2 separate regions of the Mus musculus genome follow, and region 1 is linked to region 2. A link is a loop called in an ENCODE intact Hi-C map of the cell type or tissue named here. Cell type or tissue: gastrocnemius. All regions are shown on one strand.

The links. Peaks named below come from ENCODE experiments on the same cell type or tissue, not always from the same donor. Only the 100,000 strongest peaks of a DNase experiment are listed, where the experiment ranks them.
Region 1: it touches region 2 in a loop (3-fold over the local background); 22 of 42 quality-filtered maps call a loop at or near these places.

What each region holds. Positions count from the first base shown.
Region 1 is chr9:4,309,727-4,313,726 of GRCm38, reverse strand. Kbtbd3 (kelch repeat and BTB (POZ) domain containing 3) reads right to left here and starts at 3,984. Exons shown (of 3, transcript NM_001164574.1): 1 at 3,793-3,984. In gastrocnemius, a CTCF peak has its summit at 2,302 (motif pointing right); no DNase peak of the experiment used is centred here; H3K4me3 peaks cover 1,212 bases; H3K27ac peaks cover 1,287 bases.
Region 2 is chr9:4,374,432-4,378,431 of GRCm38, reverse strand. It overlaps Msantd4 (Myb/SANT-like DNA-binding domain containing 4 with coiled-coils), which reads right to left and starts at 1,880. Exons shown (of 3, transcript NM_145609.2): 1 at 1,809-1,880. In gastrocnemius, no CTCF peak of the experiment used is centred here; DNase peaks (open chromatin) are centred at 1,541 and 2,011; H3K4me3 peaks cover 2,322 bases; H3K27ac peaks cover 1,610 bases.

The sequences.
Region 1 (4,000 bases), 65 kb after region 2:
GATAGCCAGGGCTACCCGAAGAAACCTTACCTCAAAAAATAGAATAAACAAACAAATAAATAAAAACAGCAACAACAAAGAGAGAAATTCACTTATAAGATCTCATAAGGCTTTGCTCAAAAGGTGCCACAGTAAATTGGTGTCACCATTGAGACAGGGTTTCACAATGTAGCCTTGGCTAGCTTTGAATTCAAGGAGGTTTCTATTACCTTATTATAATTGTCAGGTTTAAAGGAAACTCCATCTCCTCACACTAGCATCCTAGCCATTCTCACTTCTTCCTCAATGCTAAGCTCCCAGCTGCCTGCTCATTCATGGCCTTTCTGGCCCTCAGCTACTCCTCCTCCTTACAACTATTCTCACTATTCTGGGCTTTTGCTATTCTCACTCTCTCTATTCTCTTATCTTTGGCTAGTCTCCCTTTATCAGAGAGCCTGGGCCATAGCCACCCTACTGGCCATGTTCAATCTCTCTCTCTCTCTCTCTCTTTCTCTCTCTCTCTCTCTCTCTCTTTCTTTCTTTCTTTCTTTCTTTCTTTCTTTCTTTCGGTCTCTGTCTCTGTCTCTGTCTCTGTCTGCTTTGGCCTCTTTCAGATGCCTCTGGATATTTTCTCTCTTATGCACCAAAAAAAAAAAAAAAAAAAAAAAAAAAAAAAAAAAACAAAAAAAAACAAAAAACAAAAAAAAAACTCTTCCTCTTATTTATACTGCACCTCTCTTGCATACATCTTTGACAAAACTCTTATATGCATCCTGGGTTTCTGCACCAGGTACATGTGAGGGGGCACAGTAAAGAAAAGTGCTACATTACTCTACAATATGGTTAAAGTTATCACTGTAGATATGAGAGAGAGAACTGCCAGAGGCATTTGGAAGAATTCACTATATTTAGCAGGCTGACTTTTAGTTGGCAATCCTTTACTCAACCTCTCACAGGAGTGAGCTGTCGCATCCTGTGTCTTAAAGCATGATTCCAAATTAATCCACACACTCTCTCTGTGCTATTCCTTCATCAACAACTACTATGCAGAAGAACACATATGCTATGTATTCATGGAAGTGACTTCAAAACAGACTATATTGAAATTATAAAAATTAGTTTAAAATTTTAATAGCTCAAGAATTAGGCTTAGCAATAAATCCTTGTTATAAAGTAATGATTTTATTAAGTAATTTATAAGATAAATTAAAATAAGGATGGGCTGTGTTCTACTTCATCTGGACTTTATTTCATTAGAGCATCCAGTCACTAATATCTAGATATGGAGTTTACTATAGAAGTTATGTAAAAGCACTGTATTAATCAGCATTCTCTAGCACCGTAGAACTTATAAAATAATTCTCCCGCCTCTCTCTCTCTGCATGCACACACACACACACAAACACACACACACACACACACACACACACACACACACACACACACACCGGATTATATATTATAACCTGGATTTTTGGAAGGACTTACAGGCTAAACCAAAAATAGCTATCTGTAATCTAGTAGTTGCTCAGTTTCAGCTGGTCTTCTGTCTATGCAGGAATCCTGAAGAAGTAGGCTTCAGTGCCAATTAAGGAACAGATATGATCTAGTGGAACGAGAGCTGTTTTGGAGAATATGACAGACATACATACACCTACACTTTCTATATTTTCTTTCTTTTTGTGTTTATTATCTAGTGCTGCTACTTCTGCATATTTTGTATGCTCTTTAAATCCTCTAGCTACTTATACAAATCAAAAACTATTATTATCTCTATTTTATAGATGGGGAAATAAGTACTTTGCACAAGGTCACATACAATGAGTAAGTGGGAAGCTGGTATGTAAACTCAAATACTCTGACTCTGGAGGGCTTGCCCTCATCCATTACAATACTAATCTTTTTGAGGATGTATTGTTGACACCTAAATGATGAGAAGGTAAATCAACAGAGAAATTATATAAAGCCCTCAAATGAAAAAGGAGTCTTTTGGTTTTAAAAAGTTAGAGGTAGCCATTACTGTCCACAGAAGACAGAGATGCAGAAAACAAGTAAAGGACCTATGATTCTAAAGTCAAGAACCATTAACTTCTAATGTGGCAGTAATTTGATGTTCCAGTTTTAGAATATATTTGTAGCTCATAAGTGACATAAGTTGAAAGAAGGTTATTTGTTGGAACATTTAGAGTAATTATTGTGGAAGGTACTATTTTAAACCCAGGACAGTGCATAACTAGACATGAGGGTTTTGGTTTTTTTTGTTTTTAATTTACTTATTTTATGTAAATGAATGCTCTATCTGTATGTACACCTGCATGCCAGAAGAGGGCATCATCAGATCCCAGGGTAGATGGTTGTAAGCCGTCATGTGGTTGCTTGGAATTGAACTCAAGCCCTCTGGAAGAGCAGACAGTTCTCTTAACAGCTGAGCTATCTCTACACCCCACTAGACACGAGTTTTAATACGAAGTTGCATCTCCAGCTCAGTGACATGGCAAAAAGCAAATATGGTCCATCCCTCTGGAGTGATTGCTAGAATGGCCATCATCTTCTGTCTGTCTGTCACTGGCATACACATTAGAAATTTCTCCTTCTCTGTTAGACACTTAGCATAACATGCAATTCCAGTACTCTTATCTTTAAATACATATCAAACAACAACAACAAAAAAATCCCCATCTCTTGACTTCCTATTCTCCCCTAGGCACCACTGTAATTTTCTACTCCTTATCCAGGATAACAAGCTTGACAATACTCTTTTGGTACCATTACGTCCAGTCATCATGAACCTAGTCATGTTCCTCTTTTGTCCTACTTGAACTGCTCTGGCCCACGTCACCACACTATCATCAAAAACACGGGGAAAGACACTATAACAGGATTCTTAGCTACATAGGATGAAAAACAGAACTTGAATTATTATAATTACTGATAAGGGTATTAGTGCTTGCTGTCTTTATTCATCCCCACATTGCTTACTGTAGCTTTTTCTGTGTGCTTCAGATACCTTGTCACATTATGAGGTCTTTGCAATATTCACATCTTAAATAGCACCTCACTCACTCTTTTAACAGATAAGGGGTTATATCAAGATAGCAATGTCTGTGTGTGAGTGACTCAAACTGCCATGTAGCTGCAGAAGACTCGAGGGGTGTGTAATATCACAAAAAATGTTAATGGGAATAAGTACAGATCAGACTATACCCATCTCTAGGAATACAGAACTAATGGACAGTGGTTGTGTAGATTAGATTATTGCTAGCTTTCCCAGATACTTTCTGGCCACCTTAGAAAGGTTGAATCAGCATGACACCTATCTACCATCATCCACGAAATCCACATTCATCTGCAGAGACCAACTTTTCCATGGACCCTAACTCGTCCTCGACTTTGTTCAAATGGATGTTCACAGAAGAGCACCGACATCCATCTACACAAGCAACCAAGGAAACAGAAATGCACTGGTGTGACGGCAGGAAGAACAGCATGAGGCATCAAGGTGCGCAGAACCCTTGAGGGGCACAGCAAAGCTTAGAGGGCTTGCACCACCGATTCTGTTCTCGGTTGGCCCGGGGTAGACAGGGAGGTCTGCGGAGGGCCCATTGGCAAACGAAGGGAAGGGTCACCTCCCTGCCGGCTGCCATATAGAACTCCCTGTGCAGAAGGCTCCTCGCTGCGGACCTTTCCTTTCCGGAGCGCTCACGAGATGCACCACAACCGAGAGTAGTAGGAGCCTTGCCTCCAACAGCCAGATTCAAGCCGGTCCAAGCCGGTCCAAGCCCACTCCTCCCTCAAACCGCACAGCTCACCCACCTGCAACTGCAGTCGGTGAAGTCTCCACCCAGGCCCAGCCTGTAAACTCCGGCTGCGATTGGCTTGTGCGACTGTCTCGTTAGCTCTTTCTCCAGAGTGAGCAGCTAAAACGGTTCTGAGAAACTCTGGTCCCGCCCTTTCCGAGGAGAGCGAGCTAAGCTCACAAGACGTCACGCCGTGCCGCAGAGCTCTGGGTTGACTCTGAATC
Region 2 (4,000 bases):
ATCTTTAAGGTAGAAAGATACACCTTTGATCCAGGTCATTTGAGCTGGAAAAATCCACCTCTAACCTGGGCCGCATCTTCTGGTGAACCCCATGTAGAGACACAGAAGAAGGACACTTATGCTCTTGGCCTGCTTGTTCTCACCTCACTAGTCCATTCCTTCATTATCATTAGAGCCTAATTCTCTGGGATTCCAGATTATGCTAATGACCAGCTGAGACATCCAGCCTCATAAATTGAACTAGACTCTTGGACTCTCCATTTATAGCCAGCCACTGTTGGATTAGCAGCCACTGTTGGATTAGACTGCAGCTGGTAAGTCATTCATATATATGTATGTATATATATATACATATATATACATACACACATACATACATACTTTCTAAAAGTTCTGTTACTCTAGAGGACCCTTATTCTGGTCAGTCTTCACTTAATCCAGAGAAAGACTTTACCTGAAGCCTTGACAGTATTGAGTTAAAGAACATTTGAGCATCAGTGCAGTCAGAGATAAAATCTGTTAGCTGCGTTTACAAAAGCAAAAACTAGCAGATTATGAATATGTCTGTCTTTTTGTACCATTCCTAGTACCTTGATGCTGTGTATGAGAGGTTTGGATTTTCTCTAACAGACTCCCAAATAAGTTCATCAAAGGTATTTACTCAGCTCCTACATTTGGGGCACCATTCCTGGTGCTAGGGATAGAACCGGTCATAAAATGTACAATTACACTATTTTTGATGCCCAACACGTCCCCCTCTTTATTGTTTTCATCCTGTTCTTACAGTAAGGAACTTGACAGTCAGTCACTAAATCTCAGGTCCCAGTGTTCGAACCACAGACAGCAGCTGTTTTCCTGAACTTCCTGACCATTGGGAAAGGAAGAATAAATAACCCTCCAACTTGTGGAGGGCTTCCACAATTATTCTTTACTGTTCAGAAACAGAAATGTTGTGCAGTGCACTCACATAACTACCAATGATGTACTGTAAGATAAAACTAGGTATTTCCTCTGTAACGACTGAATGGACTTTCTAGGTTTTTGTCTAACATAGAACTAAAAGATCTGGAAAAAAAAAACTGGCAATAACATCTAAATTAAAGAAAGAAAGAAAGAAAGAAAGAAAGAAAGAAAGAAAGAAAGAGAGAGAGAGAGAAAGAAAGAAAGGAAAAAAGAAAGGAAGGAAGGAAGGAAGAAAGAAGGGAGGGAAAGAGGGTAGGTTTGGGGGGGGGCGGGGGAGAGAGGGAGTCACTAAGTAGTTAAGAAGAAAAGCATTCCAAATCTACAAACTTCCCTCCACCCCTGTCTCACTCCAATCTTATTTCAAGAGTGACTTCCCTTTCCTCAATATTATTACAGGGTAATTATTTTCCTTCCTTTAAAACTTGAGGTGATAAACACAACTGAAGTTTGCTTAAGGGTCTCCCGCTACGAAGTAACGTTGGGAAGGTGCAGTTGAGGCCTCTGGGACGATGGATCCCACAGCCTGGAGTTTTCGGTGGGGGAGGGGTCAAGGTGGTGCAGCGCCCAACTAGAGTCCAGGCAACTTGGAGGGTTATTATTGCTTTCCGAATGGTCAGCAATAGCCCTACCTAGGTTTCCCTCACTTCTGCAGAGGCCCAGAGCTTCTCCCGAGTCAGGTGACAATTATGAGTGGGACTTTACTCCACAGCCTCGGGATCCTGCGCTCTTCAATGTCAAAACCAAAGCTCACCGAGGCGACACCCCACAGAGACCCACCCTGCCAAGTCTCCTCTGCTCCCTCGAGCTCCCCAGTCCCCGTTGCTCCGCTGCAACCCAACACTCACCTGCGACCCCGGGGCACCTCTGTCGGATCGCCCCTGAGGGTGCTGGAAAAGAGATGCTTCATGGAGTCCCCGCCCACCAACTTCTGCCTGCTCCGATTGGCTGAGATGGCTGTTGCTCATGGGTTGCAGCTAATCCATTTGTCCAGGGGGAATTGCCACTCTGCCTTAGAGCCCGCCTCAGGCCAGGCCTCACAATGGGAATCGAGTCCCAAACCGGTTCCGGGTTAGTGCCCTGGACAACGCCCCGAAGTGATTCGCCTCCCGTTCAGCGCTCACTTTTTGCCACGTGACCCTGTCAATCAAGCGTCCTCTAGCAAAGGATTGGTCCCTAGAGACAGTCTTGCCTCGCTGCTCCGCCCGATGGAGACTGGCCTTTCAATCTCCAAACTCCGCTCCTGTCCTTGATCTTCGATAAGGCCAAGGAAAAATGGAAACCCTTGGGTCCTCCTCTCCTATTCACCTAGCTGCGGTCTCCGTGGACCTCAACCTCTGACGTTGCCTTTGCAGTTTTCAAATCAAAGACTCGTTTTGTACTCTTAACCTAAAATGGAACATTTGGCTTGTGGACGGTTTCTCCAGTGTTCTCCATCTCCTCCCTCTGATCCTTCAGAGCCCTACGGGCTGATGTCTCCTTTGGCATTGTCAGTGAACCTGGTTTCCCACTTCCTCCGTTTCAGGAATGTCCAGTTCTCCCTGAAAATTACTAATACCCATCCTCTCACAGCCCACTCTTCAAATTAGAGTCAAATTGAGACGCCTACAGTTTCTCGGGGGAAATTATTCCTAATATGCAAATTAGGAAATTCTCTTTAGGCTTTTAAAATCCTAATCCTGCTTTTCTCTCAGGCTTTTTTTAACATGGTCTCCCTTTTTGCTTCCCCCAGCTCTCCACTGTTCTTTTGAACTCTTTAGTGTCTTAGGGACTGCCTTTGCCTTGCTGTGTTTCCACCCTGTAAGGCTTTCCCAGGATCAGAATTCATTTTGGAAATTCTTTTTTCTTTTCTTTTCTCTCTTCTCTCTTCTCTTCTCTCTTTCTTTCTTGTTTGTTTGGTTTTTGTTTTTTGTTGTTGTTGTTGTTGTTTTTGTCTTTTTGTTTTGTTTTGTTTTGTTTTTTTGAGACAGGTAGCTCCGGCTGTCCTGGAACTCGCTCTGCAGACCAGGCTGGCCTCGAACTCAGAAATCTGCCTGCCTCTGCTTCCCAAGTGCTGGGATTAAAGGCGTGTGCCACCACTGCCCGAGAAATTATTTTCTAAAGTAACCTTTCCTATGCAGTTACTTCGCAGCTACTTCAATTTATCTCTCCAATATAAGTTTGCCAGATGGGAAGGATGGCAAGCTAAATTTGAATAACAATTTCAGGGTGACATTCCACATTTTTTATTTGTTGACTCTGACAATCATGCTCAAGTGAGATCAACCACAACCTATATTTTCCCCATTATAGCTCTTTTTTTTTTTTTTTTTTTTTGCGTAGCAAAGCTTCTAGCATGTAATAGACATTTTATAAAAAGATGTAAAAGCATGACAAAATGTTGTGTGTATATAACAAGTCTTTATTTTTTCATATAATAGTCTTTTTTAAAATTAGGTATCTTCTTTATTTGAATTTCAAATGTTATCCCCTTTCCTGGTTTCCCCTCTGAAAACTTCCTATCCCTTCCCCCCTGCCCCTGCTCACCAACCCACCCACTCCTACTTCCTGGCTCTGGCATTCCTCTACACTGAGGCATAGAACCTTCACAGGGCCAAGGGCCTCTCCTCCCACTGATGACCAACTAGGCCATCCTCTGCTACATATGCAGCTTGAGTCATGGGTTCCTCCATGTGTACTCTTTCGGTGACGTCCCTGGGAGCTCTGGGGGTACTGGTTGTAACAAATCTTTAATGTTTATTTCTAGAAAAATAATTGCACAAACTATGAAGTATTTATGAACTATGATCTTTGAAGATCAATGAACAGTTTTAAGATTTTTATTATAATTTTGCCTAAAGAGAAAAAAAATGATTTTTGCCATTTTGTAAGAGATACAGACACTTTGGTTTTTGGAATATTTGAAGCAAAATCCCCTTTATGTAGAGCAAGCTATCCAGGAACTTTACAATCCTCCTATTTCAGTAGCACTATAATCACTAGAAACTTCTATTCTGTAGAGCAGGAATAAAAGTCCCAACCCCCAAATTCACTGCAGTGA